2 separate regions of the Homo sapiens genome follow, and region 2 is linked to region 1. The links are chromatin loops, found by intact Hi-C in ENCODE. Cell type or tissue: dorsolateral prefrontal cortex. All regions are shown on one strand. Each heading gives the region's core, and the rest is flanking DNA. Links, peaks and the distances in the headings are about the cores only. Region 1 overlaps BACH2 (BACH transcriptional regulator 2). Region 2 overlaps BACH2 (BACH transcriptional regulator 2).

Evidence for each region. A loop is a pair of places that touch in the nucleus more often than their neighbours do. Peaks named below come from ENCODE experiments on the same cell type or tissue, not always from the same donor. Only the 100,000 strongest peaks of a DNase experiment are listed, where the experiment ranks them.
Region 2: it touches region 1 in a loop (2.4-fold over the local background); 5 of 110 quality-filtered maps call a loop at or near these places.

What each region holds. Positions count from the first base shown.
Region 1 is chr6:90,071,922-90,077,303 of GRCh38, reverse strand. All of the region lies in intron 5 of BACH2 (BACH transcriptional regulator 2), which reads left to right. Among named protein-coding and RNA genes, the nearest start is that of GJA10, 180 kb to the right of the region's middle. In dorsolateral prefrontal cortex, for the core only: CTCF peaks have their summits at 2,835 and 3,039; a DNase peak (open chromatin) is centred at 2,879; H3K4me3 peaks cover 1,342 bases; H3K27ac peaks cover 2,235 bases.
Region 2 is chr6:90,157,438-90,162,819 of GRCh38, reverse strand. The region is part of intron 4 of BACH2 (BACH transcriptional regulator 2); the gene reads left to right. Among named protein-coding and RNA genes, the nearest start is that of BACH2, 140 kb to the left of the region's middle. RefSeq lists an enhancer at 5,007-5,382. In dorsolateral prefrontal cortex, for the core only: no CTCF peak of the experiment used is centred there; a DNase peak (open chromatin) is centred at 2,507; H3K4me3 peaks cover 985 bases; H3K27ac peaks cover 2,496 bases.

The DNA.
Region 1 (5,382 bases), core at 75-5,074:
ATTCCCCATTATCTTCGCCGTCCCTCTTGCCCTTTGCCATAGACCGAAGTTTCTGTAAAAATAATAGGTGAGAGAAGGTGATAAATTAGACTCTGGCTGTGATTCCCTCCCACGCTTTCATAAGGAATGACAGATTCTGAAATGCATCCTGTGGATACACTGTGTGCTCCTTCCTGCAAAACTGCCAGTTTTAACTTATCCTTCATGTGCAGTTTGAGGGTACTGGCCAGGCGGGGCTCATTATTCCTTTGGTTGAATAGTGTAAAGTATTTGCAATGGAGATTTTCTCTAATGATGTATTTTAAGTGCATGTCCGCATTGCTGGTTTAATGCACTCAGTCACAGAATGCTTTAAAGTTTATTGCTAATGGATGAATCCTCCGGAAAACGGGAATTTTCAACAAGATTGACATTTGGAGTGTGAAATATAAATCTAATGAGAGTATTTTAACCCAGGTTTGTAATTAGGGCTGAGTGGAGTGAATGTGTACGTGCACACCAGAGAAGGGCACGGAGGAAGGTGAAATTGCATGCTCTCCTCTGAATGAGGGATGAAGGCGGATGGATCAGTGTCAGGCCACGACACGGTGGAGTATAAATGATACTGTCACCAAGTACTGCACAGGGTACCGAGGGAATTCCACTCTAGTAAATTACATTACTTAGACAGACCTGAAGGCATTGTGTCGGAACAAGCAAAGGGAAAGGGGGCTGTTGGCACCATGCAGAAGATATTACAGTACAACTAGCTTCAGGGATGGAATTCACTAGTTTCCATTATACCTGCCTATTTTGTATTCTCCTTCGCTAATTAGTTTACAGAAAGTTACAAATGTGTACATGTGAAAGAACATCATGTGTGCTTGGAGTATGGGTTACCATGGACCATAAGGGAATAAGTATTAGTCAATTTGTATGAATTGGTCAGAGTGAGATTCTTTTTCTTTTATTCACAGCTGGGTGATATTAGGTGTTCAGTAAAAGCTTGCCCTTGTTTTATTTTCTTTTTGTGAGAATCTGACATGCATTATGAAGATTTAATCCTCATTCGCTCGGTAACATAATGCATTTCTTTTCCACCCTTCCTTTACGTGTCTTTAAATCTCACCTATCACTGGTCTCCCCTCATCACCTTCCATCCCTAAGGGAAACAGATTGTATTGTCACATAACATTTCATTTTGTGAAAGAACTCAAAGTTAACAAAGGTGATTCCTAGAGTGGGACTTGTAGAGAAAAATCATTTTTTTCGCTTCTTCTATTTTCTTTTATCCCTCTGCAGCAAAGTGAGGCCAGCCTTTTTGGGTTTATCTGTCTCTTACCATCTCTGGATCGTCTCTTACCATCATCTAGATCATTGCAGATGTGCCAGTCACCATTTTCCAGTTTGACTTCAAATGCTCATTCTTGAAAAAGCCAATACCAGGTGCTCTGGAATTAGTCACAGTCATTTTTTAACTAAAAAGCAAGTGTCTTCTCCTGAATGGATAGAGATCCTGAAACAATATCCATCCTTTCTTAAGTATATGTCATATTTTGTCCTTGGTGAAAGAAACCTGAGAAGTATCTCTGATCAGTTAACAGAGAGAATACATAAGATTCTGAAAAATGTCTCCATAAGGCTTCCAAATGGCAGGTTTTCTGAAACAGGGTCACAAGTAGATTGCAGTTACGATAATAATATCTTGGATTTGACTTTTTTTCTTTCCAAAATAATACTCTGTTGGGGTCAGGGTATCGTAATTTATTTTGTAGCCATAGTTAACAGTCTTATTTTATTCATCCAATCATAAAATAGTAAAGCCAACACACTTGGAAAGCCAGGTTTGAGTGTGGACAGGAGAAGCCTTGGTTAAAAAGAAGATACATCTATTTTATGCCGGGTACCTCCACCTTAAAAACGCTTTTAGTTTATGATTCTAAAATAATATCTAAGTGTAAAAGGCATCATGTAAAATGTTTTTGTGCCATATATCATCCTCAGCATAGAAAGGCTGTGCTTACAGACTTTGCTTTATTCACTGAAGTCCTACAAAAGTCAGGGACTCTGAGTTGTGTGAGAAATGAGGGTCTCTCCCTACATAAACTCACTAAAATCTTTCCTTTTTGTATTCTGTTTACTTTAATGGTAGTATGTGCCTTATATCTTATATGTTCTTTTCGTCCATGACATGCACTGGGAAATAACATTTTGTTGTTTGCCACAACATTACACCTGTGACTTCTTTCTTTCTCCTGTCCTCTTGATGCAGCATGCTGTCAAACTGTATCTTTTGAGTTGTTCTAAATTGAATCCTGGTCAAAGGGATTTAACAACATCTAAAACGGAACTAGCTTAGATTCTCTTCCATTCTGTAGAGGTTCCTTTGTTCCTGCTTACCTACCCATGTCTGTCTGTATTCTATTCTTTTTCTTAGATTAAAATTGGAAAGGGAGAAAGGGGGAGCTCCTTAGGAGAAATAGGTCTGTGGAGAATTGTGAGTACTCATTCAGAAGCTATTCTTAGTTCTAAGGAATATAATGAACTTGAGCTTTGAGTCCTACTGAATCTCCCATTAATGATCCCGCCATCGCTTCCACCTCCCATCTGATTATGTTCTCCCCAAAGGCTACTGATATTTTTCCCCTAATATTCTGAATGGAGTCTCTTCCAAGGAAAGCATATCTCGAAAGGAATTGAGCCCTACTGCAGTAATAGTGTACTGGATGATTCTTAATTATTCTATTAAGTACTTCTGTTTTTGCATTACCATAATGTCTGCTGTAGCGGAAACTTTTCTGTAGACCTTGACTTGTCAGAAGTCAACCCCTTAATGTGAGCACTTCACTTACATTATCATTATGGTGTTTCCAACTGACAACTGCTGCCACACTGCCATCGTCCCTGAGTTCCCAGCGCTTCAGTAAAAGAGACTTTTGTTCTGGCTTGTTGAGGGGAAAAATGCAAACAACAACACTAGCTCTACCACCAGAGATCCTATAAAGACATGTTCAAATGAACAATAAAGTCATTTGTTCACATATGACATAAGGCTATAAGAATTTAAACAATAAGACCTCTTGTGAAATGTGGCAAAATATGCACCACAAACATTGTGAAGTTCTCTGTCTTGTGGAAGGCAGTTTTTACATGGGCTTCAAAAAACCATTAACTTATAAACTACCCTTTTAAAAAAGAAAAGAAAATCACTTGTCTCACTATAACATTAAAGCAATTTCTGTTCTAAGGAAAGCTTAAATGCATTCATTTATACAAAGTGCATGCACTATAATTTATAAAAAGCACAGTATTCTATCAGGAAATGCGGCACCTCTTCCCTCCTTCACCTGAAATGGGAAATTCCTCCGTTTTTGTCAAGTCCCTTTTTTCTTTGAGTAATATTGATTTCTTCAAAATGAAAGAAAAAAATCCTTTAAATCACTTAGATTCAAGACGAAGTTTTAAGGCTTGATAATAATTCTCTAAATACTTCTGACATGGGTGGAGCATGGAGAGGGAATAATCCTGCTCTGAAGGGAAATTTTAATTGAATTTGCTTTAATGTGAACCCTATCCTTTTTTGCTTTGAACCTTTAAGGAAAACTTGTTATATTTTCAGACCTCAGCAAGGCAGAAAAATGCAGAGATTTCCTTGTCCGCTCATGTCAGGGTGTCTGGCAGCACCTTAAAATTGTTCCGATTTTGATGTTTGAAATGTGACCTCCCAGGAAAAGTGGGAGGAGAGGAGAGCATGTGTTAACTGGCCAAAGGTGTTTCATTGAGCTGACTTAGTATTAACCTCTAAAGGTTTTCAAGTATTTGCAGATGGATATGTACAGCATCCTTGCAGAATTCTCTTAATTGAAGAAATGTTTCATCTCGATCTCTGTTGACAGAAAAGATTGCCTACTGATAATTGCTTTCCTTAAGTGTCTGATAATATGCCAGGAATGAGAGCATTCTGTGTTAGGTCATCTTTAATTATGCATGTACCACCTGTCAGCTCTAAATCAGTACCAGATTAGATTCTCGCAGAGTCAGTTTGGGGAGGTTCAGAGGGAAAGCTGAGGTGATCTCTTTTAGAAACAACAAAAATAGACAGTAGTAAACATGCCTTCTAACCTGAAGCTTTTTAAAGGAGCCTCATCTTCATTGTTCTCGAGCAAGAATACGCCATTGGTACATCTGAAAAACGTTTGAAACCTCGCCCAAGCGGGGATAACTTACTGCGAAGATGGATGACTGTGAGCGAGGATGGTAGTACCTCCTCCCTCAGTACCATCTGTTGCATTTCCTTTTTGCTCCTTCTCATCGTTGTAAATGAGCCAGGGAAAAGCTCAGAAACATTTTTATAAGCTATGTGAGGACAGGAAATATGTTAACGATGTTAGATTTCATACATTTCAGGGGTTTTTTCAGTAGCGGGTTGGTTTTTTTTAGAAGGACAAGTGTGGGTTGGAAATAATGCTTGTTACCCTCTGTCAGCTTTTGGTAGTTTTATTCTCACTTTTCAGGGTTGTTTGGGACTTTCTGGTGGGATGTTTAGGGTTCTTTACTGAAGGCTCTGTTCTCTCTTCTTCTATCCCTTGATAGAATGGATTTGTGAAAGGTGTTTTTCTTTGTTCACCTGTCAGAGGCCTAAGAAAAGCCTTGAGTCATTGTGCACTTTTCACAGAGGCGGGGTTGGATGACTGAGAAGCTAAAGGCAGAGAAGGGACAGGTAAAAAAATAACAGATGCGTGAATTATCATGTGGAGGGTTTCTCGAGCTTTGACCTGCAAAGGTGAGGCTCTGAGCCTGTCTGCTAACCAACCTGAGAAAACTGCCTTGATAAGAGTTTGTGACTAACAGCCTTAGAAATAGTTTGGAAATCCTAAAATATCTCATTTCAACACTGCTGGCTGGAGGCATTGAAGGGAAAAACAGATCAGCTCATAATGGGGCAAAGACCCTGGAGCACTGTGGTCCAGCCTGTGGCCCTGAGTGACCTTTGGCTGCCTTTTGATACTTAGGGTACCATTTGCTTTTCTAACCTAATCAAACAGTTCACTCAAGTAGAGGCACAACCTCCAAAACTACTTATTATAGTAACATTGCCAGTGCTTTGGCTATTTGATGCTCACTTAATACAGTAAACAAGTTGAAGAACTTTCAACTCCATGCAACAGATACTTCTTAAAACAGGAGAACATAGTACAATTAACCCTTAAACAACACAGGTTTGAAGTGCGTGGGTCCACATATACGTGGATTTTTTTCTCGATAGAAGTTACACTGAGTGTACCTGCCTCTTCTGCCTCCCTTCCACCTCCTCCACCCCTTCTGCCTCTGCCACCCCTGAGACAGCAAGACCAATCCCTCTTCTTCCTCCTCCTCAGTCTGCTCAATGTGAATACCGTGAGG
Region 2 (5,382 bases), core at 300-5,299, 85 kb before region 1:
CAAGATAAAAGAATGGGCAGCATCAGAGATGTCTGGGTAGTTCCTTCACCCCTGGATTTTAAATTCAGAAAATCATGATCATTCTTTGCTTGCTTGTCCTTAGAAAATTAAAATGCATATTAGTAGACAAATCTCTGGTGTCTGAATTTTTTGTTTTTATTTTATTTTTTATTTTTTGAAACAGGGTTCTTGCTCTCGTGACCAGACTGGAATGTAGTGGCATGATCACAGCTCACGGCAGCCCCAACCTCCTGAGCTCAAGTGATCCTCCCACCTCAGACTCCCAAGTAGCTGGGACCACAGGTGTGTGCCACCACGCCCAGCTAATTTTTAAAAAATTTTTTGTAGCAGCAAGGTCTCACTATGTTGCCCAGACTGGTCTTGAACTCCTGAGCTCAAGCAGTCCTCCTGCCTTGGCCTCCCAAAGCGCTAGGATTACAGGCATAAGCCACCACACCTGGCCCTGGTCTCTGAATTTTTTGTGATAATCAGGAACTTTCTTTTAACCCACACCATTTTAATTATATATTCACCGAAAGAACAAATTTTCTGATAGATGAGAGCACTAGTAATTTAAATAAATTTAGTCCTATGCTCATTGACTTATTCAACATTTATAAAGCTCCATCAATTTATAAACATTGTCCAGGCACAAGACAGTATGGCTCCTGCCCTTAAGAAGTTTGATCCTATTGGGAAGCTTTCAAGAAAGCCAGTGTCCAAAAATCGTGAAGAAGCTCTGGGGTGGAGTCTGAAGACATTCTCTGGAGCAGCATTGTTGGGTCCGGCTCAGGGCTCAGAGAAGCTTCTCTGAGGAACTCCTGCTCAGTCTGAATCTCAAAGGTTATGTGGAAGTCAGAGTACTAATAGCCATGAAATCCAAATAAATTCATCGGCCAGAGGTTCCGCTTCTTTTAGTACACATTTTCAGACCTATAACCACCATCGAGACGCTGGTTGGTACCATTGTCTATTTGAATGGTGCCTTCTAATGGTTCCAGAGCCATCCATCCTGTCTGTGGTTGGCACTGGCATTGTGGGCCACTGGCCGTTGTCTGTTACAGGTTGCAGTGGAAAGGTAGGATGTTAAGCATTCTGAGTTGCTAAGCATTCTGATATTTTTTTTCCCCAGAATAATGCCAACTGATGGTACTAGGCCTGTATTACCTAGATTTAACTTGATTGGTTTTTAAGTGAGACCTTGAATGACTTTCTAATCAGTTGCTTAACTATGCCTAATCATGATGCTTTGTATACTCACACATGCAAATAAGCACATGTGTACTTTATTGTTTATATTTATTTAAAATAAATTCTGATGTTAGTCATCTGTGATTTGGGGCAAATCATGAATAGTGATATCAGTATTACCATTTGTAAGATGTGGTTAAGAGTAGCTGTAATTTACCTAACAGGGATTAAATACTTAATGTTTGTAAAGTGCTGTGTTTCATTAGAAAAAATATCATTATTATGGTCATTAATATGATTTGCAAATCATTAGTACCAATCACAGATAATACACCTGCAAAAATAATCACATTTCTATACAAACCTCAGTTTAGATAGCTTTAACTTTTTTTAATCCCAAACTTTAATTGCTGAGTTTTTTGGGGCACAGTGCCTAAAAGTATATCTTTTTTTTCCTTCCAGTTAGATCTGTCCCATTGTAAAAGGGCTGTGTAATGATTTGGCTTCTTTAAGGGCAAAAATCCTTTTTTTTTTTTTTTTTTGAGACGGAGTCTCGCTCTGTCGCCAGGCTGGAGTGCAGTGGCCCGATCTCGGCTCACTGCAAGCTCCGCCTCCCGGGTTCAAGCAATTCCTCTGCCTCAGCCTCCAGAGTAGCTGGTACTACAAGCGCACGCCACCACGCCCAGCTAATTTTTGTATTTTAGTAAAGATGGGGTTTCACCATGTTGGCCAGGATGGTCTTTATCTCCTGACCTCGTGATCCACCGGCCTCGGCCTCCCAAAGTGCTGGGATTACAGGCATGAGCCACCGTGCCTGGCCCAAAAATCCTTTCATAAAGACCATAAGTGGTTTAAGTGAAGACTCCAACTTAGATGTCGTCTCCATGGGGTTCTTTTGTCTCAAGAGAAACCAAGTCTGAAGAACCATATAGTCTGACTGAAAATAGTGTGGCCTTTTTGGAATGCTTTACAGAAATTTCTAATTAAGAGGTGGTGTTTGTCTTAGGTATACAGACACTGTTTTTGAAAAGTCTGCAGTACAAAATTCCCATTTAGTTTATTTTTAGCTTGAGTCTACTCTGCTAGTAAAAATAAAACTATTTTTGTACGTGCTGCTTCTAGTACTTAGATCCTCATTTTAAAAGAATTCACAGAAAACAGTCCATAGTGATAACTGTGTGCACTGGCCAGATTGTTATAGAATTGTGTTTTAAATAAATGTTATGATGGCTGCATTTTAGCTGCATCACAGGATCCAGCTCACATGATTCCTGTCCCCTACAGCCCACACATGCACATACACAAAGGGCCTCATCCCCGCCTTGCTTACTTAGAGTAAGGACTTGGCTTATCTAATTTCTGTATTTGTCCAGTGTGCAAGTGCTGACTGTCCTTTGTGTATTGTCTAAGGCCTCACGTGCACAGAGAGATACTGAATACATGTCTGTGATGACGGTTCCCCTTAAGAGATGATGGACTGCTCTTTTAGGGAGTTGTGTGTTTCTATGGTAACTCCCTTTTGAAAACTTCAATTTTATCCACATATATTTTGCAGATACTGAAAGCAAGCTTATGTTGAATTTAGAGAAGCTTTAAGTTTTTAGGAGGAAACTGCAGCTTATCAGCAGATGTCAAGAGCATACATACTTTGAAAGCTCGTTGAAAAAAATTATGATTCCTTTTGTGCTTGACACTTACCAAAAACCAATGTTCCATTCAGATAATCTTTTATTGTCAGTTTTTTATGCTCCTTAGGGTAAAAGTCACAAATATATACACAATTTGATAAAATTCAAAAGGAACAAAATAAGCACTATTCCTCCTTTGGCCTGTATCCGCCTCTTTCCCATCCCCAGTTTTGTACAGTACAATGTCACTAGCTTATTGAATTAGATTTACTTTAATCATCCATTTCCTTTTCTCCTGGTTACCACAATAGCTATGGGCTCTCAGTTAGCCAGCTACATCTGATCTAGAGAAAATAGGTTATGTCCCTATTTTGAAAAGAGAATTATCTGCATGGCTCAATGCTTTGTGTATTTAATAGTTAGAATTCTGGAAGAGATGTGGACTTCCTTCCTGAGCAATAAAATATATGTATAGTGACCATTTCTTAATTCTCTAGAGAATGCAGACAAAGGGATTTGTGTAGTCTATGAGGTCTGCGTATATAAAAGTTTTCCTTTGCCTTTAGTTGCCTTATTTTACTTTTAGGATGTTTTGTTTCTTTTCTTATACTTCCATATATTTTCACTCTTTTCCCTTTCTTTCTGAAACACATATTCAGTTGTCTTAAAATCAAATCAGCTGTGCAGTGGATACTGTATTTGGCTTTTTCCACATGTGTTAATTGTTCTGTTGGCTTGTTTTGTTTACTGTTTTTGCAGACCTGATTTGCCATGGTCCGTGCCTTTCATTCTACTAGACCACGTAGTTGATTTCCCAGTAGGGAAACGATTCTGCTGTCTTACCCAGTAATTAGTTATCTCATTTCAAAAGAGACAAGTTTATCTGAGAGGACTTTGTCACACGTTAAATGTCTGCTTTAGAAGATAGAGCCCATTTAGTTACTTGCCCATCCATGTGGTAAAAGAAATGCATAATTAGTCACCATGGAAATTAAGTATTTGAAGGGCAGAAGATGGTTAATTCGACCATTTATACTCAGCTATTGAGAGATTATGATGTAGTTTATTAGTGCTAAGAAATCAAATTAAGAGATGATATTTTTCAGCCCCATGAGGGAGTGGCAGTGTTGTTTATTTCTGAAGCATATTTTCATTTGCTGAGAGAGGACTTTGTGGCACTTTCCCTTGAATAGTTTTGTGTAACCTCTTGCTATGTGAGTAAGTGCCCCCCCCCCACCAAAAGAAGACACAGAGGGAGACTGAGTTCTGCCATCTCCATATCGTTACCTCCCTAGAATAGGAGAGGGAAGTAAATTCTGGACTCTGCCCTGTGCTCCTGGGTCTTTTCCCATCCCCCAGCTCAACCACCCGTCTCTCGTTACTTACTACACATCATGAAGCCCCTGCCCAGGCCCCTGATCCTGTTCAACCCTGTCTCAAAGCCACGCTCTTCCTGATGTCCCTTTCCTAGCTTGGCCTCTTTAATTATTTTCTTCCTGTCCCAATCAGTTATGACTGTGTGGCTTCATCTTTCAACCCCGCTCCTGGGTCTACCTGTGCCTTGCCTCCCACACCTGCCTTTCTTCTCGATGAGATAGTGTAAGTGAAATGGCTAGAAGTATGCATTTTGCAAGGAAGGGGAATGGCCATTTGATAGTCACACTACATTGTGCACCAAGGCATTTTAGAGCTTTTGTTTGTGTAAAACTTTATGTGAACAAATGGTCTAATATTTTTAAAATTTAAAAAGATGTTTGTTAATCTTATCTTCTGTTGTATACAACTCATATGGACTGGCTCCTGCCTACCTCTTTAGCTCCGTCTTACTCCAAGCTCACCCTCACTGTCTTCCATCTGGGGACAGTTTTTGAATGTGCCATACCCCATCCTTCTACTTGGCCACTGCTTGTGCTCCCTTTGTCTGAAATGTTTCTCCATGCCCCTTCCCCAGCAGCTCCATATCCCTTCATCAGAGAGGCATCACCTCCCCCTCAGTTAACGCTCTCATGACACCACATACCTTTCCAACATCGCACTTAATACAGTTGCAATTTTATCTTTATTTGTATAATTATTTCATTAATGTCTGCCTTCCTCATTATTGTCTATGTGCAGGCAGTTCCTGGTCTCTGTGTTTCTAGTGATCAGTACAGGAGTGGACATATAGTAGGTGCTCAATGAATACCTTTCAAATGACCATCGTGGATATCTCCAGGGGCTCACTCAATGGCCATTAGCCCCTTTCTAGCTGGTGCAACCCTGATTTGGTTGGAGTATTTCCTCTCCTCTAAGCGGCCATCTGCTCGGGCAGCTGGTCCCAGCCCCAGTTCCTGATCCAGTGGGTGAATTTGTTGTTAGATATACAAGATCTGGTCATCAGCTTGGCTCATGCACAGCGGTATGGGTTTCCCTGGAACCTACAAAATAGGACCGAAAGATGGAAAGAACCCAGGCCCTCGAGGATATCAGTGAGCTGTGGGCTAAACCAGTCCTGGGTTGGCTTTACTTCCAGGCAACTCTGTCGTGTAAAATAATAAATTTACTTACTGTTTAGGTCAATTCA